Linked DNA regions of Homo sapiens: region 2 is linked to region 1. A link is a loop called in an ENCODE intact Hi-C map of the cell type or tissue named here. Cell type or tissue: PC-3. All regions are shown on one strand. Links, peaks and the distances in the headings refer to the core of each region. The heading gives the core; the rest is flanking DNA. Region 1 has its middle 76 kb from the start of OTUD1. Region 2 overlaps C10orf67 (chromosome 10 open reading frame 67).

Region 1 (15,701 bases), core at 3,078-11,077:
CTTCTTTTGAGAAGTGTCTGTTCATGTCCTTTGCCCACTTTTTGATGGGGTTGTTTGTTTTTTTCTTGTAAATTTGTTTGAGTTCTTTGTAGATTCTGGATATTAGCCCTTTGTCAGATGAGTAGGTTGTGAAAATTTTCTCCCATTCTGTAGGTTGCCTGTTCACTCTGATGGTAGTTTCTTTTGTTGTACAGAAGCTCTTTAGTTTAATGAGATCCCATTTGTCAATTTTGGCTTTTGTTGCCATTGCTTTTGGTGTTTTAGACATGAAGTCCTTGCCCATGCCTATGTCCTGAATGGTAATGCCTAGGTTTTCTTCTAGGGTTTTTATGGTTTTAGGTCTAACGTTTAAGTCTTTAATCCATCTTGAATTAATTTTTGTATAAGGTGTAAGGAAGGGATCCAGTTTCAGCTTTCTACATATGGCTAGCCAGTTTTCCCAGCACCATTTATTAAATAGGGAATCCTTTCCCCATTGCTTGTTTTTCTCAGGTTTGTCAAAGATCAGATGGTTGTAGATATGCGGCGTTATTTCTGAGGGCTCTGTTCTGTTTCATTGATCTATACCTCTGTTTTGGTACCAGTACCATGCTGTTTTGGTTACTGTAGCCTTGTAGTATAGTTTGAAGTCCGGTAGTGTGATGCCTCCAGCTTTGTTCTTTTGGCTTGGGATTGACTTGGCGATGCGGGCTCTTTTTTGGTTCCATATGAACTTTAAAGTAGTTTTTTCCAATTCTGTGAAGAAAGTCATTGGTAGCTTGATGGGGATGGCATTGAATCTATAAATTACCTTGGGCAGTATGGCCATTTTCAATACCTAATTTTTTGAGAGTTTTTAGCATGAAGCATTGTTGAATTTTGTCAAAGGCCTTTTCTGCATCTATTCAGATAATCATGTGGTTTTTGTCTTTGGTTCTGTTTATATGCTGGATTACATTTATTGATTTGCATATATTAAACCAGCCTTGCATCCCAGGGATGAAGCCCACTTGATCATGATGGATAAGCTTTTTGATGTGCTGCTGGATTGGGTTTGCCAGTATTTTATTGAGGATTTTTGCATCAATGTTCATCAAGGATATTGGTCTAAAATTCTCTTTTTTTGGTTGTGTCTCTGACCGGCTTTGGTATCAGGATGATGCTGGCCTCATAAAACGAGTTAGGGAGGATTCCCTCTTTTTCTATTGATTGGAATAGTTTCAGAAGGAATGGTACCAGCTCCTCCTTGTACCTGTGGTAGAATTCGGCTGTGAATCCATCTGGTCCCGGACTCTTTGGTTGGTAAGCTATTGATTTTTGCCACAATTTCAGAGCCTGTTATTGGTCTATTCAGAGATTCAACTTCTTCCTGGTTTAGTCTTGGGAGGGTGTATGTGTTGAGGAATTTATCCATTTCTTCCAGATTTTCTAGTTTATTTGCTTAGAGGTGTTTGTAGTATTCTCTGATGGTAGTTTGTATTTTTGTGGGATCGGTGGTGATATCCCCTTTATCATTTTTTATTGCATCTATTTGATTCTTCTCTCTTTTCTTCTTTGTTAGTCTTGCTAGCAGTCTATCAATTTTGTTGATCCTTTCAAAAAACCAGCTCCTGGATTCATTAATTTTTTGAAGGTTTTTTTGTATCTCTATTTCCTTCAGTTCTGCTCGGATTTTAGTTATTTCTTGCCTTCTGCTAGCTTTTGAATGTGTTTGCTCTTGCTTTTCTAGTTCTTTTAATTGTGATGTGAGGATGTCAATTTTGGATCTTCCCTGCTTTCTCTTGTGGGCATTTAGTGCTATAAATTTCCCTCTACACACTGCTTTGAATGTGTCCCAGAGATTCTGATATGTTGTGTCTTTGTTCTCGTTGGTTTCAAAGAACATCTTTATTTCTGCCTTCATTTCGTTATGTACCCAGTAGTCGTTCAGGAGCAGGTTGTTCAGTTTCCATGTAGTTGTGCGGTTTTGAGTGAGTTTCTTAATCCTGAGTTCTAGTTTGATTGCACTGTGGTCTGAGAGACAGTTTGTTATAATTTGTGTTCTTTTACATTTGCTGAGGAGAGCTTTACTTCCAACTATGTGGTCAATTTTGGAATAGGTGTGGTGTGGTGCTGAAAAAAAATGTATATTCTGTTGATGTGGGGTGGAGAGTTCTGCAGATGTCTATTAGGTCCACTTGGTGCAGAGCTGAGTTCAATTCCTGGGTATCCTTGTTAACTTTCTGTCTCATTGATCTGTCTGATATTGACAGTGGAGTGTTAAAGTCTCCCATTATTATCGTGTGGGAGTCTAAGTCTCTTTGTAGGTCACTCAGGACTTGCTTTATGAATCTGGGTGCTCCTGTATTGGGTGCATATATATTTAGGATAGTTAGCTCTTCTTGTTGAATTGATCCCTTTACCATTATGTAATGGCCTTCTTTGTCTCTTCTGATCTTTGTTGGTTTAAAGTCTGTTTTATCAGAGACTAGGATTGCAACCCCTGCGTTTTTTGTTTTCCATTTGCTTGGTAGATCTTCCTCCATCCTTTTATTTTGAGCCTATGTGTGTCTCTGCACGTGAGATAGGTTTCCTGAATACAGCACACTGATGGGTCTTGACTCTTTATCCAATTTGCCAGTCTGTGTCTTTTAATTGGAGCATTTAGTCCATTTACATTTAAAGTTAATATTGTTATGTGTGAATTTGATCCTGTCATTATGATGTTAGCTGGTTATTTTGCTCGTTAGTTGATGCAGTTTCTTCCTAGCCTTGATGGTCTTTACAATTTGGCATGATTTTCAGTGGCTGGTACCAGTTGTTCCTTTCCATGTTTAGTGCTTCCTTCAGGAGCTCTTTTAGGGCAGGCCTGGTGGTGACAAAATCTCTCAGCATTTGCTTTCTGTAAAGTATTTTATTTCTCCTTCACCTATGAAGCTTAGTTTGGCTGGATATGAAATTCTGGGTTGAAAATTCTTTTCTTTAAGAATGTTGAATATTGGCTCCCACTCTCTTCTGGCTTGTAGAGTTTCTGCCGAGAGATCAGCTGTTAGTCTGATGGGCTTCCCTTTGTGGGTAACCCGACCTTTCTCTCTGGCTGCCCTTATTTTTTCCTTCATTTCAACTTTGGTGAATCTGACAATTATGTGTCTTGGAGTTGCTCTTCTCGAGGAGTATCTTTGTGGTGTTCTCTGTATTTCCTGAATCTGAATGTTGGCCTGCCTTGCTAGATTGGGGAAGTTCTCCTGGATAATATCCTGCTGAGTGTTTTCCAGCTTGATTCCATTCTCACCATCACTTTCAGGTACACCAATCTGACGTTGATTTGGTCTTTTCACATAGTCCCATATTTCTTGGAGGCTTTGTTCATTTCTTTTTATTCTTTTTTCTCTAAACTTCCCTTCTCACTTCATGTCATTCAGTTCATCTTCCATCACTGATACCCTTTCTTCCAGTTGATTGCATCAGCTCCTGAGGCTTGTGCATTCTTCATGTAGTTCTCGAGCCTTGGCTTTCAGCTCCATCAGCTCCTTTAAGCACTTGTCTGTATTGATTATTCTAGTTATACATTTGTCTAAAATTTTTTCAAAGTTTTTAACTTCTTTGTCTTTGGTTTGAATTTCCTCCTGTAGCTCAGAGTAGTTTGATCGTCTGAAGCCTTCTTCTCCCAACTCATCAAAGTCATTCTCCGTCTAGCTTTGTTCCATTGCTGGTGAGGAGCTGCATTCCTTTGGAGGAGGAGAGGCACTCTGCTTTTTAGAGTTTCCAGTTTTTCTGCTCTGTTTTTTCCCCATCTTTGTGGTTTTATCTACTTTTGGTCTTTGATGATGGTGATGTACAGATGGGTTTTTGGTGTGGATGTCCTTTCTGTTTGTTAGTTTTTCTTCTAACAGACAGGACCCCTCAGCTGCAGGTCTGTTGGAGTTTGTTAGAGGTCCACTCCAGACCCTGTTTGCCTGGGTATCAGCAGCGGTGGCTGCAGAACAGTGGATTTTCGTGAACCATGAATGCTGCTGTCTGATCATTCCTCTGGAAGTTTTGTCTCAGAGGAGTACCCGGCCGTGTGAGGTGTCAGTTTGCCCCTACTGGGGCGTGCCTCCCAGTTAGACTGCTCGGGGGTTAGGGGTCAGGGACCCACTTGAGCAGGCAGTCTGCCTGTTCTCAGATCTCCAGCTGCGTGCTGGGAGTACCACTGCTCTCTTCAAAGCTGTCAGAGAGGGACATTTAAGTCTGCAGAGGTTACTGCTGTCTTTTTGTTTGTCTGTGCCCTGCCCCCATAGGTGGAGCCTACAGAGGCAGGCAGGCCTCCTTGAGCTGTGGTGGGCTCCACCCTCTTCGAGCTTCCCGGCTGCTTTGTTTACCTAAGCAAGCCTGGGCAATGGCGGGCGCCCCTCCCCTAGCCTTGCTGCCGCCTTGCAGTTTGAACCCAGACTGCTATGCTAGCAATCATCGAGACTCCATGGGCATCGGACCCTCTGAGCCAGGTGCGGGATATAATCTCCTGGTGCACCGTTTTTTAAGCCCATTGGAAAAGTGCAGTATTAGGGTGGGAGTGACCCGATTTTCCAGGTGCCGTCTGTCACCCCTTTCTTTGACTAGGTAAGGGAACTCCCTGACCCCTTGCCCTTCCTGAGTGAGGCAATGCCTTGCCCTCCTTCGGCTCGCACACAGTGCGCTGCACCCACTGTCCTGCGCCCACTGTCTGGCACTCCCTAGTGAGATGAACCTGGTACCTCAGATGGAAATGCAGAAATAACCCGTCTTTTGCGTCACTCACGCTGGGAGCTGTAGACTGGAGCTGTTCCTATTCGGCTGTCTTGAAATGTATCCCCCAATTAGCCCTCTTCTTCTTTTCTAAATGGATATGTAGCTTAGTGGAGTACCAAGGACTTGCAACTTGAATCTGATTTTATTTTATTTTTTAAACAAGTAATTATGACTCAAGAGAAGAATCAATGGATATATCTATACTTATACATATACAATGGATATATCTATACTTATACAAAATGAACTCATGTGTATGTTTGTTTTGCTCCCTTAGAAATAATATCCTGTTATTTGTACCAATGTTCCGGAAATCTGCAAGCCTGGTTAACTCAGTAAGAGAATGCACATGGACGCCAGTTCACATTTATTGATTTGGTAGAGAGAGAAAGCAAGAATACAGTAGTCCCAGCATATTTAGTTTTTGCTTTCTGTGGTTTCGTTTATCCTTGGTCAACCACAATCTGAAAATATTAAATGGAAAACTCCAGAACTAAACAATTCATCAGTTTTAAATGTCACGCTGTTCTGAGTAACATGATGAAATCTTGCGTCATCCTGCTCCATCCTGCTCAGGGTGTGACTCATCCCTCAGTCCAGCGGATCCCTTTGGTCACTTAGCTGTCTCGGTTGTCAGATCAACTGTCCTGTTGTCGCATTGCTTGTGTTTGTCACCCTTATTTCACTTAATAATGATCCCAAAGCACAAATAGTGTACTGGCTATTGTTGCTAATCCCTTACTGTGCCTAGTTTATAAATTGAACTTTATCATAGGGATGTGTGTATTAAGAAAACATAGCATATATAGGATTGGGTTCTACTAAGGGTTTCGGGCATCCACAAGGAGTCTTGGAACTTATCCCCTGTGGATAAGAGGGAACTACTGTGCTGTGAGTAATGCCTGTGTCCTGTCACCCTTCTGAAAGGTCACCACAAACGGGGTTTGAAGCAAAGCATTGTCTTGAGAAGAAATAATCAGAATTGACCAAATAATTCACATCATATTGTTACCGGGGGGTCCTTGCTCTCAGAACTCCCAAGATGGTTGTGGGCCACTTCCAAGATGGCAGCAAGCCTCTTGTTCTCTAACCTGGCATTCTTGGCCTCATGGATTCCAAGGAATAGAATCTTGGGCCAGGCGGTGAGTGTTATAGCTCTATTAGAAGCCATGGGTCACGGAAGAGAACCGTAGAACCCAGCAACTAGTATTCAGCTCGATTAGGACGAACCCAGGCACTTAACTGTGCAGCAACAATGGCAAGCCTTTATCCCATTGGGCGCCCCGCTGGATCAGAAGCACAGCAGACACCCTGCCGGATCCGGAGTGGTGAAAGTCAGTGACGGGTCTGCGACAGAGGCAAACAGCAGTAGTGGACGGCGAGTGAAAGCTCAGCTCCAGCCGTAACAAACATGGACCAGAAGAGTGTGCAGCTGCAAGATTTAATAGAGTGAAAATAGAGCTCCCATACAAAGCGAGGGGATCCAAAGCAGGTGGCCATTGCTGGCCGGAATGCCTGGGTTTATATCCTGATCATTGTCCCTCCCCCTGTGCTCTCAGGCAATAGATGATTGGCTATTTCTTTACCTGCTGTTTTTGCCTAATTAGCGTTTTAGTGAGCTCTCTTTACTACCTGATTGGTCGGGTATGAGCTAAGTTGCAAGCCCCGTGTTTAAAGGTGGATGCAGTCACCTTCCCAGCTAGGCTTAGGGATTCTTAGTCTGCCCAGGAAATCCAGCTAGTCCTGTCTATCAATATGACTATACCAGAACGTTTCTATGCCTTTAAATGTCTAAAGAGCTCTCTAGGTATAAGGATTATACAACTATTCTTTGAGTCAACAGAATTTATAAGAAGTTTGAGTTGGGCATGGTGACTCATACTTGTAATCCCAGCACTTCGGGAGGCCAAGGCGGGCGGATCACAAGGTCAGGAGTTCAAGACCAGCCTGGCAAAGATGGTGAAACCCCATCTCTACTAAAAAAAAAAATACAAAAAAATTAGCCAGGCACGGTGGCAGGTGCCTATAATCTTAGCTACTCAGGAGGCTGAGACAGAGAATTACTTGAGCCGAGGAGGCAGAGGTTGCAGTGAGCCAAGATGGCGCCACTGCACTCCAGCCTGGGCGACAAAGTGAGACTCTGTCTCAAAAAAAAAAGTTTGTTTCAAGGTCACTGTGATCTTGAAGCAAGCTGGCACACAAGCAATCTCCAAATGGCTCTTCCTGTGGTCCCAAACTATTGTGAGGTGGCTCAGGAACTCCAAGGGACACCCCAGGAGTATGAAGACAGGAGGACAATCAATGTCCGTGGCTGCATTGTGTGGCCTCTCTGACTTTCTTTCCCTAATGCCTGAGATGTCCATGGGACCCCCACACAGCCCACGACAATGGAAAAGCCTGTTGGGCTGTTTTGCTTTTTCCCATGGTTTAGTTGACTAGCAGGTCTGAGATGGTGCCATCTTTCTTAGAATTGAATTTGTGGTTTATCTGACTCACAAACCATCAATGAATGACGAATTCATTTACAAACACTTGATAAGAATCTACTAGGTGCTTGGGTTGAAGTGACAGAGGCTATTAAGAAATGGTTCCTGCCCTGAAGAAATTTACAGGATGGTGCAGGAGTCAGAGGAGTCAATAAATCTGTTTAATACAATATGATGAGGTCAATGTGGACAGAGAGGGAGCGTGTAGCCAACCTTGGGAATGTTGGGGAGAGGGTCAGAAAGGTGGTCCTGGAAGAAGTGACCTCAGACTTAAGGAATAAGAGATTTGCTGGTTTGCCAAGTAAAGTTTCCTCAACCACAAGAGAAAAGCAAAGCTTAGGTATTCTTTAGTTAGGAACAGAGCAAGAGTAGCTCCTTCCTCTTATTACCCCCATACTACACAATGTAAGGTGTAGTTCTTTTCTTTTCTTTTCTTTCTTCCTTCCTTCCTTCTTTCCTTCCTTCCTTCCTTTCTCCTTCCTTCCTTCCTTCTTTCCCTCACCTCCTTCTTCCATCCTCTCTCTCTCTCTCTTTCTTTCCTTCTTTCTTTCTCTTTCCCTCTTTCTTTTCTTTCTTTCCTTCTTTTTGCTCTCTCTCTCTCTTTCTTTCTTTCTTTCCTCTTTTTTTTTTTTTTTTTTTTTTTTTGAGACAGGGTCTCACTCTGTCACCCAGGCTGGAGTGCAGTGGCATCATCACGTCTCACTGCAGCCTCAACTTCCCCGGCTCAAGTGATCCTTCCTCCTCAGCCTCCCGAGTAACTGTGACTACAGGCACATTATCACTCCGCTTGGCTAGTTTTTTTATTCTTTGTAGTGATGGGGTCTCCCCATGTTGCCCAGAATGGTCTTCAACTCCTGGGCTCAAGTGATCCTCGCACCTTGGCCTCCCAAAGTGCTGGGATTGCAGTCATGAGCCACCATGCCTGGCCTGGTGTAGCTGTTTCTTGAAGCAAACTTTTCCACTTGATTCTCCTGGTTTTTGTTTTCTTTTTATTACTGTGACAACTTAGCCCCTACTAATATGTACAGTCTTATTTTCAGAAGCAAAAGGATTTCATCTTCTGAATGGCTTAGATATTGTATATCATAATTGACATCTAGAAAGTGCATGCTCCATCTTCCACTGCTGGACCAAGGCTGATTTGCCCAGAGAAGATGTCACAGGAGGGTGACAATGGATATTGCATGTTCAGTCAGTCTCCTCTCAGGCAACATATCAACTGGAAAAGACTTATAGTGGCTGCAGTCTGAATCTCAGGCTGGGATCCGGGTCAAACAATGCATCTTATAACTGCAGTGATTAGAGCAAAGCCTTGACCATTTGCTTTGAACTCCATTGATGAGTATAGGAATTCAAACAATGAATGGAAATGAAGGATAGCTTTAGATTGGAGGCATGGAAAATAGATGGCAAGCTCTGAGAGTTTGCAGGGACAAAGTGTTCTTGATCTTCACTCCAGTGAATTGACATCTTCCCACATTTTGAAAATTTTTATTTTTACCATTGAAAAGAAACAATTCAATTTAACGTGACTTCACTGAGTGTTCACTCTTAGGAAGCTACTTTAATGAGTACTGGGTTTAGAAGGATGAAAAAGACTTATTTTTGCTTCAAATTGCTTTCAATGTAGATGGACTCTTGAATGTATAACCATAATGCAATGACAGAGTGAATTTCGCTAATAGGTGAAAAAATTATATTTCTGTGATCTTATTACCCCTGATTCCAAGACAAAGTGTGATAAAATGCAGGAGTCACAGCCAGGCCCATATCTCCCCAGAGCTGTTTGTTCCATAATTTTGCCTGTATGCTACACTTCCAGATCCCAGTCATCATTAATATCTATGGATTTACTTTAGCACTTTTGTGGAATTCTGCAGCCACATGCAGACTCAGCTCCATAATTGACACAAATAGACGGTCTCCAAACTCCCTGTTCCCGGAATCCCCACCTCTGCTCAGTGTCTCCTCACTCCCAACACTAACCTTGGCCCCAGTTTATTCTGTCTTTGATTTGTCCTCTTCCTCTGCCATTCAAAATCATTTATTCAAGTCCTACCATTCTTGAACCTCCGTGGGTTTTAGCAAGGTGTAGCTAAAATAAAAAATGGAAAAAGCGCTCCTTGGAGCTGCAACCTGGGCAATTTAAACCATTAGTGCAAATTTCAACAGTAGAGACAGAATCCTGAAAGAACTGAGGGTGGCAGTAGAGGAACAAGCATGCTATCTGGCCTTGGTGCTGAAAACAGCCAGATACAGGAATTCCAGCTTCATTCAATTTTCTCTCACAGATGGATTATTTCTCTTCACGTTTCCATTTCTCTTCTTTTTACCCCTTTTTAATTCAGCTTTTTGTCTTTTCTCCCTGATTCTCTTCCTCCATGTCTTCTCAACTGCTTTTGAAGAGTGTGCAATTGGAGATATCATTTCTAGTTTTTTTTTCTTCTTTCCATCAAGAAATATTAAATCTGACATCCTATGCCTTTTCATCCACTAAAGACTTAAATAAATAGGCTCTACAAACTTATATAACGAAGTTCATTCTCTGTCATCTTTAATGCAAAACTTAGAGAACTAATACTGGGCAGGTAAAATTAGAGAAGATATGGATTTAGGGAATTGCCTGTAGAGTTTTTAGCAAGCAGCCAAACTACTTAAGTATCTGCATGAGGGGTTGGCTAACTACGGCTGGTGGTTCAAAACTAGTCTGTTGCTTGCTTTTGTAAATAAAGTTTTATTGGAACATAGCCATTCTCACTTCTCTACATATTATCTCCCAGTGCTTTTGCACTTCAGTGGCAGAGTTGAGTAGTTGTGACAGAGCTGTATGGCCTGCAAATCTTTAAATATTTACTTTCCGGCCCTTTCCAGAATTTGCTGACCCCTGCTCTAGGTGACTGTATTAGTATGCTGAGGCTAAAGTATACTGAAGCAGCAAGTAATTGCAAAACCTCAATGGCTTAGAACAAAGGGTTATTTCTCATTCACATGACATGATCCTTGAGAGTCAGTTTCAATATGTCACTCCAGAATGCAGGCTACAGGAGCAGCCCCTATCTGGAATATTACTGATTTAGTAAAGAGTTTAAAAGAGAGAAAGTGGAACCACAATAGCTCTTACAACTTTTCTTAAGTGGCACATGTCACTTTCACTCATGTTTCATTGGCCAAGAAAGTCACAAGGCCAAACCTGGGGAAGGAAGTGTATTTCTCCGCAGGGACTTCTGGTATAGCATGCTACGTTCCCCACCGGGTTACTTAAGGATTTATACTGGCTGCCTGAATCTTGAAGGCCAAGTGGTGTGCTAAGGTCACAGGGCCCAGCCGAGAAGCAGGTGTACCTGGGAACCCAAACTGAGAGTATCTGAGAACCTACCAAGAAAAACAGTCTCATCATCCAAACACAGTAGGCAAAGAGCCAGAAAATTATCTTAAAAGCATTTGAGAGATGGGAGGCGACACTCATCTCTAGAGCTGTGCTGCTATCATCTAGGAGTACCCTGTATGTAAGTCCTAATAAACTCATCTACTCACCAAGCTGGACTTGTTGAAGTCATTTTTTTTTTTTTTTTGTATCTCTGTTCCTTCCCATTTTAGGGAAGGGGGATGTTATAGTCCTAGGCTTTTCTTGTAACATCTGGGAGGGATGACCTGGCTAGGAAGATCTGGAAAATACTTTAACAATAGGATACAGTTGGTCCTTGAACAAATTGGGGTTTGGGATGCTGACCACCTGCACAGTGAAAAATTCATTTATATCATTTTTTTCTTTTTCAATTTTTTATTTTCAATACGGGAGTACAAGTGCAAATTTGTTACCTGGGTATACTGTGTGATGCCGAGGTTAAGAGTATGAATGATCCTCTCACCCAGGTACTGAGAATAGTTTTTTCTCAGTACCCAACAGTTTTTTCTTCTTCCTTCCTTCCTTCCTTCCTTCTTTACTCCCTCCCTCCCTCCCTTGCTTCCTTCCTTCTTTCCTATTTTCCTTCCTTCCTTCCTTCCTCCCTCCCTCCCTTCCTTCCCTCCTTCTTTCCTATTTTCCTTCCTTCCTTCCTTCCTTTTTTCCTTCCTTCCTTCCTTCCTAATTCCTCCCTCTCTCCCACCTTTTTTTTTTGAGATAGGGTCTCACTCTGTCACCCAAGCTGGAGTGCAGTGGCATGATCTTGGCTCACTGCAGCCTCAACCTCCCGTGTTCAAGTGATTGTCCTGCCTCAGTTCCTGAGTAGCTGGGACTACAGGTGCACACCACCACACCTGAGTAATTTTTGCATTTTTTTTTTTTTAGAGACAGGGTTTTGCTGTGTTACCTAGGCTGGGTTTGAACTCCTGAGCTCAAGCAATCTGCCTGCCTCCGTCTCCCAAATTGCTGGGATTACAGGCATGAGTCATCATGCCTGACCAACCCAACAAATTTTTAATCCTTGCCATCTTCTTTCCCTCCCCTGTCTAGTGGTCTCCATTGTCTATTGTTGCCATCTTTATATCCACGAGCACCCGATGTTTAGCTCTCACTTGTAAGTGAGAACATGTGGTATTTGGTTTTCGGTTCCTGTGTTAATTTGCTTAGGATAATGGCCTACAGTTGCATCTGTGTTGCTGCCAAGGACATACTTTTATTCTTTTTTATAGCTGCATAGAATTCCATGGTGTATATGCACTGTATTTTCTTTATCCAATCCACTGTTGATGGACACCAGATTTATTCAATTTCTTTCCTATTGTGAATAGTGCTGTGATGAATATGCAAGTGTGTGTCCTTTTGGTAGAATGATTTATTTTCTTTTGGATATATACCCAGTAATGGGATTGCTGGGTCAAATTATCATTCTAAGTTCTTTGATAAATCTCTCAAATGCCTTCCAACTGAGATTGTTGAGTGGGTGAACTAATGTTCATTCCCACCAACAGTGTATAAGCATTCCCTTTTCTCAACAGCCTCACCAACATCTGCTGTATTTTGACTTTTTAATAATGGCCATTCTGGTATTAGATGGTCTCTCACTGTGGTTTTAATTTGCATGGTTCTGATGATTACTGATGATATTCATTTTTTCGTGTTTGTTGGCCATTTGTACGTCTTTTTTTAAGAAGTGTCCATGTCCTTTGCCCATTTTTTAATGGGGTTATTTGGTTTTTGCTTGTTGAATTGTTTAAGTTCCTTATAGATTCCAGATATTAGACCTTTGTCAGCTGCATAGTTTGTGAATGTTTTCTCCCATTCTGTGAGTTGTCCGTTTACTCTGTTGATAGTTTCCTTTGCTGTGTTGCAATTGTTTTTGAGGGCTTTGTTATAAATTCTTTCCTAAGGCCCATGTCCAGAATGGTTTTTCCAGGGCTTTCTTCTAGGGTTCTTATAGTTTGAGGTCTTCATATGTAACTTTTGACTCCTCCAAAACTTAATTACTAATTGTCTGCTGTGTCTGGAAGCCTTACCAATAACATCAACAACCAATGAACACCTATTTTGTATGTTACATGTATTATATACTATAGTCTTACAAAAAGTAAGCTAGAGAAAAGATAATGTTATTCAGAAAATCATAAGAAAGAGAAAATATATTTACTATTTATTAAGTGGAAGTGGGTCATCATAAAAGTCTTCATCCTTGTTGTCTTCATGTTAAGTAGGCTGGGAGGGGGAGGAAAAGGAGGGGTTGTTCTTGCTGTCTCAGGGGTGGCAGAGGTGGAAGAAAAACCATATATAAATGCACCTACTCAGTTCAAACCCAAGTTGTTCAAGGGTCAACTGTAATCTATTACAGTGCCTATTCAGCTTTTGTTAAGGATTCACCAAAAAAATGAAAACTTCTACAAGATCTTGGGGCAGAAAGGCTAATTTTTGTCCTCTTTTTTCCTTGGAGCATATTAACAGTATCAGTTCTACAATGAGTACAACCTCAGAATTCTATGTGTTCTGGGGTGAAAAGGGAACTTCAGAGCATGTGGATTCTTAGAAAGACTCCTGACCTTGCCCTCCTCCATCCTGCCACTCACAGTCACCCCCTCTGCCTATTTATTTTGAGAGTCTCAAGATTGACCTCACCCTCCCTTTATCCCCACGTTGCAGATTGAGTTTTTTGGGAAGGAGATTTGAGTGCAGGTGGTTTACAGGGATGTACTCTCATTATCACCAATAGTGGAGGGAATGAAATGCAGTTGCAATAGGAGTCTCCACAGATCTTGCAATGCTGGAGAAGCTCTGAAGCTTGGATCATCCTTCAAAGTGGTTGCCAAGGGGCCAGGCATTGATACCTCCATATTGACCAGTCATTGGATTGGGCTAAGACACTGGGCAAGGTGGCTTTTTTTTAGCCACAGGCAATTCCTGCAGAGGGGCTCAGCTAAGAGCTGTCAGCACTGATACTCCCAGCTGCTCATAAATTCTCTGTTGGAATGAATCCGTGTAACAAGAGATGGATTAACAAGAGAAAAACAACAGAACTTTATTAACATGTTTATTTCATATATTCACAGGAGATACCCATGGAATGAGTAAATCTCAAAAAAGTGGCTTTGAATTTGAGCTTCAATAGAATCTTGAACAAAGAAAAGTACATTTTTAGAGATGTGACAAGAGACAAAGGAAAAGGACTTTAATGCTCTATGGGTGGCAATTTATAGGAAGGCAAATGACCTTCAGATAAACTCTGGTGAGTAAAGCTTATTAATGTAGATTTCCCTGGTGCCATCTCCAGGCCCAGAAGGGTCTAAAGTTATCTCCACTGGTCAGCCTTTGTTCTCCCTGATAGAAGGGGATGTAGAGGGCGGGTATCTTTAGTATTTGTAAATCTATATTTTGCTTTTAGGCAAATTGAAGGAGGACAGAGTGCTTTCCTGCAACTGCTTCTTAATTGCCTTCAGCTCAGCAACCCTTTGAGAGGCATATTTTGGGGTGGCATATTCTAGTATCCCAAAAAGCTAATAGACTGAGATCATCAAAGGAATGGCAGGTAGAGAAGAGGTCTAAGAACCAAACCCTGGACAATAAAAATGAGAAGCCAGTAGGGTCAAACGCTGTTGGTGTTAGGGTAGAAGAAGGTGTGAGCTGGTGGTAGGAGAGTAGGATGCTGGAAACTGGGGATTTGAATAGGATGCATTTGTTGGTAATGACAGGAACTAGGGTGTGACCATGGAGGTGGGTGGCTGTGGGGAGAAGGAGGACAAGATCCTTGTTGGCGAAGAGCCAAACATTGGCAAGCTAATGGGTTGAACATATTACCTATATTAGGTATCAAAATCCCCAAGAATTATGGCAGGAATAGTGTTGGAGAAAGACAGTGAGTTGGGTCTAAAATCTTCAGTGATTAAGAGGTAGTGACTGTGATTTTTGTCAGTGATTACAATAATTAAGGTAGTAAGTATCTTCTAGTACTATTTTTATGAGCTTGGTTATTTCAATTTCAATTCAATTAGTATATTCAATTAGTACAGGTTTCAGTTTCTTTGTCTAAAAACAGAGAAGTTGGTCCAAGGTACCTCTAAGTTCCCCTTTTGTTCTAAAATTCTCTAACTTGAAAAAATATATAGATTGCCGTCTTTAAAAGCTCTTCTTGTTAACTGGAGAAGAGTTGAACTCTAAGCATTTCACATCTATTTAGTTCAGACTGTAATGTATAATCTTGCTAATTTGCAAGGGCATTTTCTTATAGCTAACAAGACAAACTAGGGGCCTTGATAGGTTAAAGGGGAGGACGATGAGGGAGGGGGAGGCAAGATTTAATTCTACAAGTGTACTAAGTACCAACCAGGGAAATTTGGAGTTAGTGCTCTAGGAGGTTTTGCCATTGAAGAGAGAAAATTGTGTGGCTGTAAGTTTATGAAATGAGCCACTAGTGAGTCTTTGGCATGAGAACTCTAATTGAATGAACACCCACACATATCAGAGAGGATTCCCTCGCTCCTCTGTTCTCCCTTGATCTTGCAGTCATGCTTCCCCACTTTCCTCATTGCGTCATAGTAATTTGTTTTTCTTCTCTATTACCCTGCCAGGAACTGGAACTCCATGAGGAAAGGATGGTTTTTTATTCATTTATGCACCCATCTTCGAGCCCAGTGCTTCTAATATGAGTCACTTAATAAATATCTTTTTTAAGTGATAGGGTCTTGCTATGTCACCCAGGCTGGAATGCAGTGGTGCAAGCATAGCTCACTGCAGCCTTGCACTCCTGAGCTCAAGCAATCCTTCTGCTTCAGCTTCCTGAGTAGATAAGACTGCAGGTGCGCACCACCATGCCAAGTTAATTTTTAATTTTTTTTCTGTAGAGATGAAGTCTATGTTGCCCAGGCTCATCTTGAACTCCTGGCCTCAAGTGATCCTTCTGCCTCAGCCTCCGAAAGCACTGGGATTACAGGCATAAGCCACTGTGCCCGGCTGATAAATATCTAATTAATGCAGGGTTGAATAGGTGATTGAATACATGAATGGAATCAGTAGGCACTTATTTATTTGCTTTAGCATCTATTAAATAGTCACCATCTTGTGGGTTG
Region 2 (15,701 bases), core at 3,148-11,147, 180 kb before region 1:
TGCTACTCCTTCCTCAGGTTCTATGAATCTGGAGTTCACCTCTTTCTTCTCCCTGCTGTTAGGGGTCCTTTGTTCTTCCAGATAACTCTCCTGGACAGGACCCAAAATGACCCTACACTGGTTTCACCTCTCTCTCTCTCAAGGCCACATATGGTTTACGGGAAACAATTACACATCCTTTACCCCAATAACTCTGGAAGTGCAGACTGATCCCAATCAAGCCATTCTATCTTCTCATCACAGCCCCCTTTGGCTTCCTCAAGCATGAGTCAAGCACCAGTCCTTTGTGTCTTCTAATAGCAGCAAATGCATTCAAGCTCCATTGAAGCCTGCCTTCCTAGCTTTGAGTTGAGGAGGATTGCTTCTGCTGCCCTTCTCCCATAAGAACCATGGCAATAGTTCTTTCTAGAGTCTGCTTTGGCAGTTTTTTCTCTTCATTCCCTGACCTTCTTTATTGTCCTTGATCTGATTCAAAAGCTGAGAGACATTTGTCTAATGTGAAACATTCCCCTTGCAAAATCTGCAAATGGTTTCTAACTCACAGTTAGTTTGGAACTTGACGCCTGGTGTACTGGCATCCTGGGAAGAATTTCATTTTAGTATCCTCATACTATATAGGAGGTTTTATTTTACTGGTGAGAATATCAAGACTTTGAGAGGTTAAGTGACAGTGTTTGGGTGGGGTCCCAGGTGAAAAAAAAATCAGAAAGGGGAACTCTAAAATCACTGTAAAAACTTTGAACAAGCCAGGCATGATGGCTTATGCCTGTAATCCCAGCACTTTGGGAGGCCAAGGAGGAAGGATCACTTGAGGCAAGCAGTTTAAGACCAGCCTAAGCAACATAGTGAGACCTCATCTCTACAAAAAATTTAAAAATTAGCCAGGCGTGGTGGTGTGTAGCCTGTAGTCTCAGCTACTTGGGAGGCTGAGATGGGATGATCACTTGAGCCTAGGAGTTTGGGGCTGCAGTGAGCTATGACTGTGCTACTGCATTCCACCCTGGGCAACAGAGGGAGACTCTGTCTCATAAACAAAAAAGCAAAAAACAAAAATGAAACCTACCTCTGAACAAACCTCTGGCTCATCCCTGAGAGATACATACATGGGGCAGACTGCAAATAGCCCAGCTAGAGATAATATAACAAAACCAAGATTTGGGCTGCTAAAAAAAAAAAAAAAGATATAATTTTCTGTTTTAATCCAAACAAGTTAATTGTGTGCAAAAAAAAAAAAAACAAAAAACAAAAAAACAAAACCAATAACAACAACAACAAAAAAACTTCAGCATTCTTTAGGGGACTATATCAGAACCCAGAAGATAACATCCACACTGTCCACAATATAATCCAAATTACTTGGATTATATATATAAAAAAAAAAAACAGGAAAATGTGATTCAGTCTCAAGACAAAAGATGATTGAAACCAATTCCAATATTACCAAAATGTCAGAATTGCCAAAGATGTTAAAGCAGTTATTATAACTATGCATGATGAAGCAAAGCAAAATATGCTGTAATAAATGAAAAAAGGAAATATCAACAAACAGAAAATTTTGATAAAGAAAACAAATTCCCAAATTGAAAAATACAATATCCAAAATTTGAACTTCACTGAAAGTACTTAACAGAAGAACAAAGATGGCAGAAAAAAACTGTGAACTTGAAGATGTATCAATAAAAAATAGAAAGAAGAAAGATTTTTAAAATTTTACAAAATGGACAGAGTTTAGGGACTTGTGAGTTAATAATGAGAAGTCTAACATACAAGTAATTGGAGAGGATAGAAAAAGTGGGGTGGAACAAATATTTGAAGATATATTTAGTGGCTCCAAATCTCCCAAATTTGGTGAAACATGCAGATTGTAGATGCTTAATTTATTTATCCAAGCAGGATAAATGCATCAAAACCACACTTAGGTACATAATAATCAAGCTGTTGAAAACCAAAGATTAAAAGAAAATGTTGAAAGCAGACAGAAAAGAAACAGCTACATACAGGGGAATAACATTTGGAATGACTAATAATGGTTATTTTCTTAGACACTATTAAAGCCTACAGAGCAATTGTAAAGTGAGAAAACAAAACAAAACACAACTTGTCAACCCGGAATTCTATATTCAATGTAAAAACATTTTAAATAAAACAGAAATTCTTTGCCTACAGTAGGAGAATAGCTAAATAAAGTTTTTTAGGCTAAAGAGAAATAATTTGGGCTGGAAAGCTAGATCTTCAGGAAATAATAAAGAGCAAAGGAAATTGTAAATATCTAGGTACATATAAAATACTAGCTTTCCTCTTATTAGCTTAAAATTTATAGCACTGTTTAAAGCAAACATCATGAGTTTGTAATGTATGTATAATAGATGCAATACGTATGATACTCAGCATAAAAGATGGGAGGGTGGTAAACAGTTACAAGGTTATTGCGTTTTACATGAAGTTGTGCAATATTAATGCTAAGTACACTATAATCCTTGCTGAACAAAGGGTCAAAAGATCTTTAGAAATAATGAAAATTAAGCGCAGAAAGAAGTACTGAGATATGGGAAAGAACGATGAGCAAAGAAATTGGTAAATTTGAGTAAATCTAAACAAGCATTAATTGCATAAAACAATATGAAGAGTTAACTGCAAAAATATTAGGAGAAAACAACTGAAATACTTGATAATAATAATAAAAAAGACAGAAGGACACAATTAGAGATAAAGGTTCTACATTTCTTGTACTGTACGGTAGAAATTACAAATTCTAGTCAACTGTTGAATGTTCAAATTTGAGATTAATCATTAAAAGAATAAAGATAAAATAGTTAATTATTAGTAGAGGAGAGAATAGAAACTAAAGAAAAGTTAATACAATCATTGGAGAGTAGGGAAGGAGAAAAAAGGTATAGAAAAATAAGATAAAGAGAAATTAAAAAAGAAATTGGCAGAAAATACAAATTTATCAGTAGTCAAAATTAATACTAATAGAATAAATTAGCTATTAAAAGAAATTATTAGGTTGGATTTTTCAAAACTATATACAATTTATAAGAGATATATCTAAGACACAACACAGAAATAATGTCAGTGTAGAAATCAGAACGATTTACCAGGTAAATACTAGCCCAAAGAATGTTGATACAGATAAATTAACATTGAACAAAATGGACAATATGGCCAAAGCCTTCATATAGAAAAAATACATAAATTCAATAATTAATAAATACAGATTTTTTAAAATTTCCTGGCCAGGCACGTTGGCTCACACCTGTAATCCCAGCACTTTGTGGGGCTGAGGTAGGCAGATCACGAGGTCAGGAGTTTGAGACCAGCCTGGCCAACATGGTGAAACCCCATCTCTACTAAAAATACAAAAATTATCCGGGCGTGGTGGCGTGCCCCTGTAATCCCAGCTACTCAGGAGGCTGAGGCAGGAGAATCGCTTGAACCTGGGAGGTGGAGGTTGCAGTGAGAAGAGATCGCACCACTGCACTCCAGCCTGGGTGACAGGGCAAGACTCCATCTCGGGGGAGAAAAAAAAAAAATTCCTGCATCTATGCCACATTGACAAAGACTGACCTCACACAAAGCCTCAACACAAATTGCAACAAACACCAGATAATTTGTTGCACAAGGACTGCGTTCTCCAACAAGAAAGCACTGAAGTTAAAAATCAGCAATATAAAAATATTCTAAAAAGCATCTTTGAAAATTTAATAACTTTCTTATTATACAGTTGAAATGAACAAATGAAAAATTCGAGTATTTAAATTTAAATACTAATAAAAATACTATATTTCAAAGTTTGTAGGAGCTAAAAATGTAGTTAGTGGGAAATTTGTAGTTTTAACTGCCTATAAAAGAGAAGAAGAAAGCCTCAAAATCTACGATCTATAGGCATTGGTAGCTGTCAGCCCAATATCCGGCATCATGGTTCTTCTTTACTGATGGAACCATGACATTGTCTCGGGCGGCAATGTGCATAGCTAAAATACTTCTCTATAGCTCCTTGTAGGTCAAGTGATCATGTGATACAGTTACGGCCAAAGAAACATATGGCAAGGCTTTCTATGGAAAGTTTTTGCTTTCCTAAGATAGCTATTACCACTCCTCCCTACTTCTCCCATATTCTCCTTCCATAGAAGCTGGAAGGGGAGCAGCCATCTTGCTACTGGATCAGAACTAGGGCAGCAAAAGTCAGGCACTAATGGTGGAGATGTGAGAAGATAAAATGAATCTACATCACACAGATCAGAGAGCTACTGCACTAACTCTGGATTCTCTAACTCTATACCTCTTGATATTTTATGAAGCCAATGCAGTTGTTTTTTCTAAACACGGAGCTATATGCTATCCTAATTGATACCCAGATCCAACTCAAGAGATTAAAAAAAAAAAAAAAAAGCCAGGCACAGTGGCTCACACCTGTAATCCTAACATTTTGAGAGGCTGAGGCAGGAGGATCGCTTAAGCTCAGAAGTTTGAGGCCAGCCTGGGCAACATAGTGAAACCCCATCTCTACAAAAAATTGTAAAAATTAGCCAGGTGTGGTGGCATGTGCCTGTAGTTCCAGCTACTCAAGTGGCTGAGGCAGGAGGATCACTTGAGCCCAGGAGGTCAAGGCTGCAGTGAGCCATGATTCTGCCACTACACTCCAGCCTGGGCAACAGAGTGGACCCTGTCTCATAAACGAACAAAAAAAAAAAAAAAAAAAAGAAAGAAAGAAAGAAAAAAAGAAAAGAAAGAAAGAGTAAACAGAAAGGAATAAGGAATAATAAATATAGGGAAATAAATTTATGAACTAGAAAATAAAGATACAATATAGAGGATTAATACATCCTAAAATTGAGTGTCTGAAATAAAAAATAATGAAATAGACAATTCTGCCAAGAGTCACTAAGAAAAAAGAGAGGAGATATGCAGACAATATCAGACAACATTAAACATTTAAAAAGGAATATAACTACAGATACAATACTTAAAAATAATAAAAGACAATAAATATTATACCAATAATTTGAAGATTTACCAAAAATAAATACTTTAATAGAAAAACATAACATCAAAAGTGACCCAGAATATTTAAGAAAATGGGAATACATACATAACAAAATAACAATAGCAATAAAAATAAGCACAGTTTTACATGCCAGTTCTAACAAACATTGAAGAAATAGATATTCCCAATCTTATGTGAAGTATTCCAGAGAATAGACTAGGGAACACTTCTCATTTTATGAGGATACTGTGATCTTGGTACCAAGATTGAACAACAATAGTGTAAGAAAAGAGTATTATAGAGTATAGCCTGGGTAACGTAGCAAGACTCTATCTCTACCAAAAATTTAAAAATTAGTTGGGCAAGGTGGTGCACTCTTGTAATCCCAGCTACTCAGGAGGCTGAGGTGGGAGGACTGCTTGATTCCAGGAGTTCAAGGTCACAGTGAGTTATGATTGTCACTGCACTCCAGCCTGGGCAACAGAACAAGAACTTGTCTCAAAAAAAAAAAAAAAAAAAGAAAAGAAAAGAAAAAAATTATAGGGCAATCTCGCTTAAAACAGAGGAAAATAAATCCTCAATAAAATAATAGCAAATAATGCAGAAATGCAAAAGGAAATATTATGATCCAGTTAGGTTTATTTCAGGAAGTCAAGGATGGTTTACTATTCAAAAACCAAATTTTACCACATCATCAGATAAAGGAGAAAAGCCATATGAGTGCATGATCATCTCAATAAGTCCATGAAAAGTATTCAAACCCAGTCATACATGATTTTTTTAAATGCCTCTTATTAATTAGAAATAGAAGAAGACATCCTTAATCTGATTTAACATTTGTATCAGATTTTGGTTCAGCTATAACAAAAAATCCAAATAGCCAGGTTTGGTGGCTCATGCCTGTATTCCCGACACTTTGGGAGGCCAAGGCAGGAGGATCACTCGAGGCCAGGGATTTGGGACCAGCTTGGGCAACATATTGAGACTCTGTCTCTACAAAAAAATAGAAAAAAATATTAGCCAGCTGTGGTGGCACACACCTGTAGTCCCAGCTACTCAGTAGGCTGAGGTGGGAGGATCACTCGAGCCCAGGAAGTCAAGGCTGTTGTCACCTATGATCCTGCCACTGCAATCCAGTCTACGTGACAGAGTGAGACCCTGTCTCAAAAAATAAAGCTCACGCCTGTAATCCCAGCACTTTGGGAGGCCGAGGCAGATGGATCACGAGGTCAGGAGATAGAGACCATCCTGCCTAACAAGGTGAAACCCTGTCTCTACTAAAAATATAAAAAATTAGCCGGGCGTGGTGGCCGGCGCCTGTAGTCCCAGCTACTCGGGAGGCTGAGGCAGGTGAATGGCGTGAACCTGAGAGGCGGAGGTTGCAGTGAGCTGAGATCGTGCCACTGCACTCCAGCCTGGGCGACAGAGCAAGACTCTGTCTCAAAAAAAAAAAAAATCAAAATAACAGAAGCATAAACGAGAAATAAGTTAATTTCTCTCCCTAGAAATCTACCTTGGCAATCAATGGGTGAAATGATCTAAGATTCTTCCGTCTTATTACTCTGCTGTATATTGTTTCAACCTCACGGTTCAAACAGTAGGATCCATGCTCTAGCGGAAGAAGTAAGAAAAGGAAGGAAACTAGGAAAAAAGGAAGGAAAACCGGGAAGGGAAGGGGAGGGAAACTGGTAAGGGAGGGAAGGGGAAGGAAACCAGGAAGAAAGGGGAGGGGAGGGAAACCGGGAAAAGAGGGGAGGGGAGAGAAACAGGGAAGGGAGGAGGGAGGGGATAGGAGGGGAGGGGACTGGGACGGGAACCAGGACAGGAAGGGAGAGGAACCGAGACGGGAACCAGGAAGGGAAGGGAAGGGAACCGGGACGGGGAAGGGAAGGGAAGGGAAGGGAAGGGAAGAGGGAAGGGAAGGGAAGGGAGGAGGGAAGGGAAGGGAAGGGAAGAGGGAAGGGAAGGGAAGAGGGAAGGGAAGGGAAGGGAAGAGGGAAGGGAAGGGAAGAGGGAAGAGGGAAGGGAAGAGGGAAGGGAAGGGAAGGGAAGAGGGAAGGGAAGGGAAGGGAAGAGGGAAGGGAAGGGAAGGGAAGAGGGAAGGGAAGGGAAGGGAAGAGGGAAGGGAAGGGAAGGGAAGAGGGAAGGGAAGGGAAGGGAACAGGGAAGGGAAGGGAAGGGAAAAGGGAAGGGAAGGGAAGGGAAAAGGGAAGGGAAGGGAAGGGAAAAGGGAAGGGAAGGGAAAAGGGAAGGGAAGGGAAAGGAAGGGAACCGGGATGGGGAAGGGAGGGGAGGGGAACCTGGAGAGAAGGGGAACCGGGAGGGGAGGGGAGGGGAGAAGGGAAGGGAAGAAGGGAAGGGGAAAGGAAAGGGAAAAGGGAAAGGGAAGGGAAGAAGGGAAGGGGGAAGGGAAAAGGGGAAGGGAAGGGGAATGGAAAGTAGCAGGAAGGGAAAAAGTGAAGGGAGAAGTAACAGAGGGCGCATGTGAACCGTGTCTCAAAGAAGGTTCCTCAGAGCTGCCACAGACCATTCCCATCTGAATCCTACTGACCAGAACGTGGTCATTTGGACACACTTAGTTACGAAAGAATAAAATTATAAAATGTTTCTGAAAGTATAAAAGAAGACAATAAATTGGCAAATATGTAGGAAAGAGACATCCTCAAAAGTTACTAGCGGGAGTGTAAATTGGTAAAATCTCTATGCAGGGCAATTTGGCAATATCCTTCAAAATGACTAATGCATACATCCTCTGACTCAGAAATTCCACTTTTAAGAATTTACATCACAGATTTACTGGCATATGAGTATGTGCAGGATTATTCATCACAGTAAAATATTAGAAATGACCAAAATGTCCATCAATATGGAAAGCTAAATATATGATGCACATTTTGTGATGTAATGTACTTGTGAAATAAATGAGGAAACTCTATGTGTCAATATAGAACGACTTCCAAGTGTAAAAACAAAATCAAGGTAGACAAGAGTATAGTGGTATGCTACCTCATGTAACAGCTTTGTTGATTAGGGTTTTTAATAATAACTCTTGATCTCCAACGTACATGCAATACTATGCTCCTTTACAATCAAAAAAGATCCAGGCCAGGCACGATGGCTCACACCTGTAATCTCAGTACTTTGGGAGGCTGAGGTGGGTGGATTGCTTGAACCCAGTAGTTCAATAGCAGCCTGAAAAACATGGCAAAACCTCATCTCTACAAAGCATACATAAAATTAGCTGGGCATTGTGGCATGCACTTGTAGTCCCAGCTACTTGTGAGGCTGAAGTGGGAGGATCACCTGAATCCTGGAGGTGGCGGCTACAGTGAGCTATGATCACACCTCTGCCTAGGTGACAAAGTAAGACACTGTCTCAAAAAAAAAAAAAAATTCAAAGAAAATATAACAAAATGTCAAAATTTGACAAAGCTGGATGGTGGGTTACACAGTTATTCATTATATATGCAAAGATGTTTGATAATTTTTTAAAGTGTCATAAATAGAAAATGTTCACAGATGTCAAAAGAATTTCCAACAGAGTAACAAAATACTTTATTAAACAAATTAACATGTAAGTATGACATAAATATAAGTAGTAGCTTATATTAATAATTTGTTAAAGCACAGCTATCATTCAGCTGTTTGTCAAAGATGCTAACATTTTAAAAATTTTAATTATTTCACTTTTGTCTATGAAAGAAACATGAAGGCAATTAACGCCAAAAATTATCTCAGAAGTTTCAGAACAAATTCAGATTTACCTGTGCTAACTTTTGCGTAGATGAACTCAATTCTTTTACTGACAGTATTTCACTGGAATCAGTTTGAGTGGCATGGTCTGTGCTGAAAAAGCCAATCTTTAAATCATCTGAAATGTTAAGTCTGAAAACAAAGGAAATGAAATGTGCTTTAAGTCATAGATATTTTCTTAGAAATAGATGTTAATGCGTCTTTTTTTGTGTAAATCATATCGTATTTTAAGTATTCTAAGAGGTTGGTGAGGTGAGGAAGCCTCTGAATTAGCTCTTGTGATCTGGAGCTAATGAAGATAATGAGATTATCAAATTCCCTGGACTGAGGCATATTGCTCTATGGTTAGTCATCTGATTTCCACTTTTCTGAGATATGATCAATTTATATACCTGCTTTTAATATCTTCCATACTGTTATTGCCTGTGCTACTGCTGGAAATAATTCTAGATTATGCATAGGCCTATTCAGCAGAAATCCTTTAAGACAGTGGTTTTCAAAGTATGGGCCGAGGACCCCTGGGGTTCTGGGATACTCTATTAGAAAATCTGTGAGATCAAATTAATTTTATAATAGTATTAAGATTTTATTTGTCTTTTTACTGTCATTCTCTCACAAATGTTCAGTGGAGTTTTCCAGAGGCTACAGATTATACAGAAGCAGCTATGAGAATTCAGCTCTCTTCCATTAAGCCAGGCATGGAAAAGCTTTGCAAAAATGTAAAACAGTGACACTCTTCTCATGAAAGTTTTTGTTTTAGAACAATACAGCTAGTTTTTCTTTAAAATATGCTATTTCCAGCTACTATAGAGGCTGAGGCAGGAGGATTGCTTGAGTCCAGGAGGTTGAGGCTGCAGTGAGCTATGAAAGCACCACCACACTCCAGCCTGGGCAACAGAAAGAGCACATGTTTCAGAAAAATAAAATAAAATAAATAAAACATGGTATTTCTATTAACACATACCTGATTTATCCTTATTTTAAGTGAATCAATATATTTTAATTTTCTTCTTTTAAATTTCCAATCTGGCAACTATCAATAGATAGGACCAACATAAACTAAATCTCTTTGAGGGTGCCAATAATTTTTTAAGACTACAGAGAGGTCTTGAAACCAAAAAGTTTGAGAATTGTTTCTTTAAGATGATCATACCACCTTCCTATATTTGATTTTCAAGCATTATTCCTGAAAAATGTGAATAGGCCAGGAACAAGTGTTTGTAAATTCCTTCTACAGATTTCTAAGGATAGGCATCTCAAACAGCATTAAGAAGGCAATTTTCTGGATGCACTCTGTCAATTTGATCAAACTTACCACAACTGTTTCTAAAATGTCAGCTAAAATAAGAGAACCACAAAAGCCCAAGTAGAATTATCAGACTTCTCAGTGTAGGTGCCAAAGGCAGAATGTCTGTGCTTCTATCCCACCTCTTCTGCTGACGAGAGCATACCCCCATGCGGGGCACCCCATGGCAACTCCCCTCTTCTTGCATGCTGGCCAAACCTCAGATTTGTCCCCCACAGAACTCAGATGAAGTTGACCATATCCACAGTGCCAAGTATAACTCCAAGCTGGGCTAAGCCCATCACAGTTATCCCACTCTGCTTGGCAGTGGATGTCCAGGGACGGGTGTAGAACCCAGGTCTGAAGAGGGAGACATTAGGAAGGGTCTGTTGGGGGCTAGTAAGAAAGGTTTTTAGACTCCTACAAAGGGGGCACCAGAGGAGAGGTTTCTTCTTTGTCTCTGGACATTGCCAAGGGTGGAAGTAATGCCAAGAACTGGCACAGTCACTAGGTGACTACAAGGGGGGCCAGCCAGGGCATAGATGATGAGCTTTCAAAAAAGATGGAAATAGGTTGGGCGCAGTGGCTCATGCCTATAATCTCAGCACTTCGGGAGGCCAAGGCAGGAGGAGCACTTGAGGTCAGAAGTCTGAGATCAGCCTGGCCAATATGGCAAAACCCCGTCTCGACTAAAAATACAAAATTAGCTGGGTGTGGTGGCACGTGCCTGTAATCCCAGCTACTCGGGAGGCTGAGGGACAAGAATAGCTTGAACCTGGGAGGCAGAGGCTGCAGTGAGCCGAGATCGCACCACTGCACTCCAGCCTGGGTGACAGAGCAAGATTCTGTCTCAAAAAAAAAAAAAAAAAGATGGAAATAAATTTGACTGATGACTTTGCTCAGCCATTGACTCAATTAGCTCTGAAACCTGTCATACCTCCAGTCTCCCTGTAATGTCATAGAGTAAGTGCAATTGTTGGCAGTTTCTGTCAACTGTAGCTGAAAGCATCCTGACTGATACTGTAGCTAAGTGACATTAGATAAATTACTAAACCTTTCTGTGCCTTAGTTTCCTCTTATGGAAAATAATAGTCCCCACTTCATAGACTTACTGTGAGAATTTAGTGTGTTAATACTTAGAAGTATTTTGAATGAACCTTCATACAACAGTAAGCCCTCAAGAAATGTTACTCATTATTAGTACTGCAGTGGTGGTGGTTTCTACTGTCACTCTGATGTTTTGAAATGTCATAGTTTTTTCATCATATTTGGAAAAAACTATTAAAGCAGAGCAATATCAACTAAAAAAGGCCATTTAACATGAAAACTCCTTGATATTCAAAATAAAGATCTTCAGTTAATCCCACAAAATTTTCAGCTTTCCATATACTAATTACAGTAAACAAGTAAATAAAAATATGCGATATATTCTGAGGTAGTGGTGAGCCTCATTTCTCATTACATACACTCCATGTAACTTACTCATGTGTCACATATCTACTAGTTAAATGTTCCCCCAAATACATCTGTACCTTAACAGTACCCTCAGCCTAGGATTAAGTCTCCCCACAGTTGTACCTATCAAAATCATATGTAACCACTTTCTTTTCTACCTTCTTTTGCCTTCCATTCTCTTCCCTTCTCAGGGTGAAGGAATCAACATAGTGGTCAATGACATGGGGCCATAAAAAAAACTGGGAGTCAGGCATAGAAGAACAGCAAGCCTGGTGGCTAAGAATGTGGGTCAGTTGGGGGAACAGGGGCAGCAGCACAGAGGTGGCAGACAGAGGAGAGGACCACAATAGTGGGAGACTGGATACATTGAATGAGTAAGTAAATGTTCTCAAAATGACAGAAGTCAAGTTTTTCAGTTCTAGGAAAGATATTTACAAACATAGGGAAAGAGTAGACTAGAAAGTTCTCTGAGACAATGGAATGGAATGGGAAGAATTGGTATGAATGCGTACTTTTATAAATATAGATAAATAGATATATAAATAGTTGTAGGTGTATATATGTGTGCACATATATATGTGAACATATATCATATACATGTGCATATATTTATACATATCTGTTTCTAGTTCTGTCCAATGAGAGGGCCTAGAAGAATGGCACTCCAGTAGTGATGAGCACATCTAACACTCAGATGTTGGTTTCTTTTCTTTCTTCTCCTTTTTGTTTCAGTATATTTTTTGAGACAGAGTCTTGCTTTGTCACCCAGGCTGGAGTGCAGTGGTGTGATCTCAGCTCACTGCAATCTCTGCCTCCTGGGTTCAAGTGATTCTCACGCCTCAGTCTCCGAAGTGGCTGGGATTACAGGTGTGGACCATCACACCTGACTAATTTTGTATTTTTAGTAGAGATGAAGTCTCCCCATGTTGGCCAGGCCGGTCTCAAACTCCTGGCCTCAGTGATCCACCTGCCTCGGCCTCCCAAAGTGCTGGGATTACAGGTGTGAGCCACCGCACCTGGCCCTAGATGTTGGTTTCTAAAAACCATCCTCCACTAAAAGCAATGAAGTCTCCTTGAAAAAATGGTTCATTCCAAGATTGGAATAAAAGTATATAAAATTATAGAAAGCAAAAGTATAAAATGAGCCTGGAACATTTTGTTTGCCATAAAGTGAAGAAATGCTCAAAAGATGATGGGAAAATGTAAAAATGATGAAGAAACTAGATTGAAGAAACAACCACTGGCCATATATGACAATTTAAGCATCAAAATAAATAATGAAAGCATCAGATTATAACCCATTGAATAAAATAGGAATCCATCAATCCATACTGATATGAATGAATGAATGAATGAATGAACAAATAAATGAGGATGGGAAGCTCTAATAAATATAGAAAAAAAGCAGAGAATTACCACATGGCAGTCATCATAAAAGTGACATTAAGATAGGAGTCATCAGGCTGGGTGCAGTGGCTCACACCTGTAACCTCAGCACTTTGGGAGGCTGAGGTGGGTGGGTCACTTGAGCTTAGGAGTTCGAGACCAGCCTGGCCAACATGGCGAGACCTTGTCTCTACAAAAAATGCAAAAATTAGCCAGGTGTGGTGGCAAACACCTGTAGTCCCAGGTACTTGGGAGGCTGAGGTGGGAAGATCACCTGAGCCTGGGAGGTTAAGGCTGCAATGAGCTTGGATTGTGTCACTGCACTTCAGCTTGGATGACAGAGTGAGATCCTGCCTCAAAAAATAAAAATAAAAGAGAGGAGTCATCATTGGTGACTATGGCTGGTTAGAATAAGTTTTAGAAAAAAGTAAATTGTAATACCTAGAAAATAGTAATTTATTCCAAAGAAAAGAATGGTAAATTTAAAATAGAGAACTTTGGTAGGCACCAACTCAACAAGGTCAAGGTTAATGAGGGGAAAAATTGAACCATGCCTACTAAAGTTGAAGCCCTGAGAACCCAACCCGAGAAGTTCTTTATGACCAGGTGACTGAGGGAAAAAACCTCAAGCCTGATTCACAGATGGGTTCCTCACCAGCTGGTAGTTACCTGCAGTCTCACAGCCACACTCAGAAGTGACCCTGAATGACACAATCATGAAGGAAAATCCTCTCACTGAATAAACTGAAAGCAGTATATTTGGTTGTCTACTTTTTCTGGATGAAGGATGGCCAGAATTATGTATTGACATTAATTTATGGGCAGCTGCTAAACAGTTAACAAGATGGTCAGGAACTTGGAAGGAACAGATTGAGAGATGGATGTCAAGAATGTCTGGGAAGAGTTCTGTGGATGAGCCTTTGAAAATGGGCACAGACTGTAAAGGTGTTTGTGCGGCATCTGAATGCCCACCCAAGGGAATCCCCTACAGAGAAAGTAGTTAAATAATTAGGCAAAATGACACACTCTGTGGATATCGTTCAGTTTCCTTTTGCAGCCACCCCTGCTTGCTTGATGGCCCTCGAACAAAATGGCCATGGTGTCAGGAGTTCAACAATGTGGTTTTCCCCTTACCAAGGCTGGCCTGGCTACCACAGGTGCTGAGTGTCTAACTAGTCAACAGCAGAGATCAATACTGAGCTCCCAACGTGGCAGCATGAACCACAGGGAATAGCCAGCCACCTAGCGACAGGTTGATAGCACTGAACTTCTTCCATCATCCTCACCGGAACACACATTTATTTTGGATATGGATTTGCATTCCCTGACTATACTGCACTGGCCAGAACCACCGAGCATGAACTTACAGAACATCTTATCCATCATCACGGTATTCTCACAGCACCACTTCCCATCAAGGAACTCATTTCACAGCAAAAGACAGGCAGCAATGGATTCATGCCCATGGAATTCAGTGATCTTATCATATAACCCATCACCCAGAAGTGGCTCGCCTAATAGGTTAAATAGCTTACTGAAGATTCATTTAAGGCCAGGCACAGTGGTTCACGCCTGCAATCCCAGCACTTTGGGAGGCCGAGGCGGGAAGATCACTTGAGCCCAGGAGTTCAGGAATGGCCTGGGCAACATAGTGAGACCCTGTCTCTACAAAAAAATAAAAATAAAAAAAATAAAATTAGCTGGGCATGGTGGCACACACCTGCACTGCCAGCAATATTTGGGAGAAGCAAATCCATGAAAGAATGCAGTTCTGTCTCACAGGATGCAGTATATGCTTTGAAACAGTATATGGTGCTATCTCTCCTACAGTCATAGGTCCAAGAATGAAGAGGCACCTCTCACTCTTATGCCTCATAACTCACGCCCAAAATTATAGTTTCCTGTCTCTGCAACTTTAGGATCTGCTGGTTTGGAAGTCTTAGTTCACAAGGGAAGAATGTTTCCAGCAGAAAACATAACAGAAATTCTATTGAATTAGATGACACTGATGACTGGTCACTTTGTGATCCTTATGCTGCTGAAACAAAGGCAGAAAAGGGAGTCACTCTACTGGCTGAAGTGGATTGATTCTGAATACCAAGGGGCAATTGGGTTGCTGGTGAACAACGGAGTCAAGGAGAACTCTGTCTGGAACCCAGAGGATTCTTTGGGGTGCCTCTTAGTGTTTCCGTGCCCAGTAATAAAGATTAATGGAAAAAAGGCAGCAAAAAAAAAAAAAAAAAAAAAAGGCAGAACTTTTAAAAGTCAGGACTTCCAGGAACGAACATTTGGATCTCGCAGCTAGGTAAGGAACTTTGACCTGTCTGTACCTTTCAGCAAGTTTCGCAGCCACTGGGCAAGCCATCCCTGCAGACCAGCAGTTGTCACACCCTCTGGCAAGTTTCTCTCCCACCATGTCTTCTCCAAAGAGGTATCATTCCTAATCTCAGCCTTTGAGGGCGGGTCTTCTAACTCCTTAGTTTCTGCCCTGTTTCCTCTTCCTCAGACCTGGAGGTCATAGCTGCTTTTTGTGTTTGCTATCAGTGTATTGTCTAGAGTCTTCTTTTACCACCTTACTGCCTTTCACTAGTTAAAAATCCTTCTTACTATTTAACAGAGAACAGGAAATAGTCCCTGTTGAAATTAGCAGTGAGGTTTCTGCCTCCTGTCTGGACCCTGAGTGCTACATCAATATAGTAAATATAAACAGCCATGGGAACTAATTCTGTTTCTGTATAGTCTACACTGCTGCACATTTAACAGATCCCAGTGATTCACTTTTCCAGTCTAGAAATGCAATCCTTTACCCTACCCAGTGCTAAGCGGCTCCTTTTT

Evidence for each region. Peaks named below come from ENCODE experiments on the same cell type or tissue, not always from the same donor. Only the 100,000 strongest peaks of a DNase experiment are listed, where the experiment ranks them.
Region 2: it touches region 1 in a loop (5-fold over the local background); 2 of 110 quality-filtered maps call a loop at or near these places.

The regions. Positions count from the first base shown.
Region 1 is chr10:23,507,296-23,522,996 of GRCh38, forward strand. No RefSeq gene overlaps it. Among named protein-coding and RNA genes, the nearest start is that of OTUD1, 76 kb to the left of the region's middle. RefSeq lists a silencer at 4,567-4,835 and an enhancer at 4,737-5,936. In PC-3, for the core only: a CTCF peak has its summit at 9,389; DNase peaks (open chromatin) are centred at 5,286, 6,546 and 7,336; H3K27ac peaks cover 3,839 bases.
Region 2 is chr10:23,324,311-23,340,011 of GRCh38, forward strand. It overlaps C10orf67 (chromosome 10 open reading frame 67), which reads right to left. Exons shown (of 16, transcript NM_001371909.1): 2 at 8,752-8,872. Among named protein-coding and RNA genes, the nearest start is that of C10orf67-AS1, 12 kb to the right of the region's middle. RefSeq lists an enhancer at 967-1,016. In PC-3, for the core only: no CTCF peak of the experiment used is centred there; a DNase peak (open chromatin) is centred at 7,771; H3K4me3 peaks cover 404 bases; H3K27ac peaks cover 1,505 bases.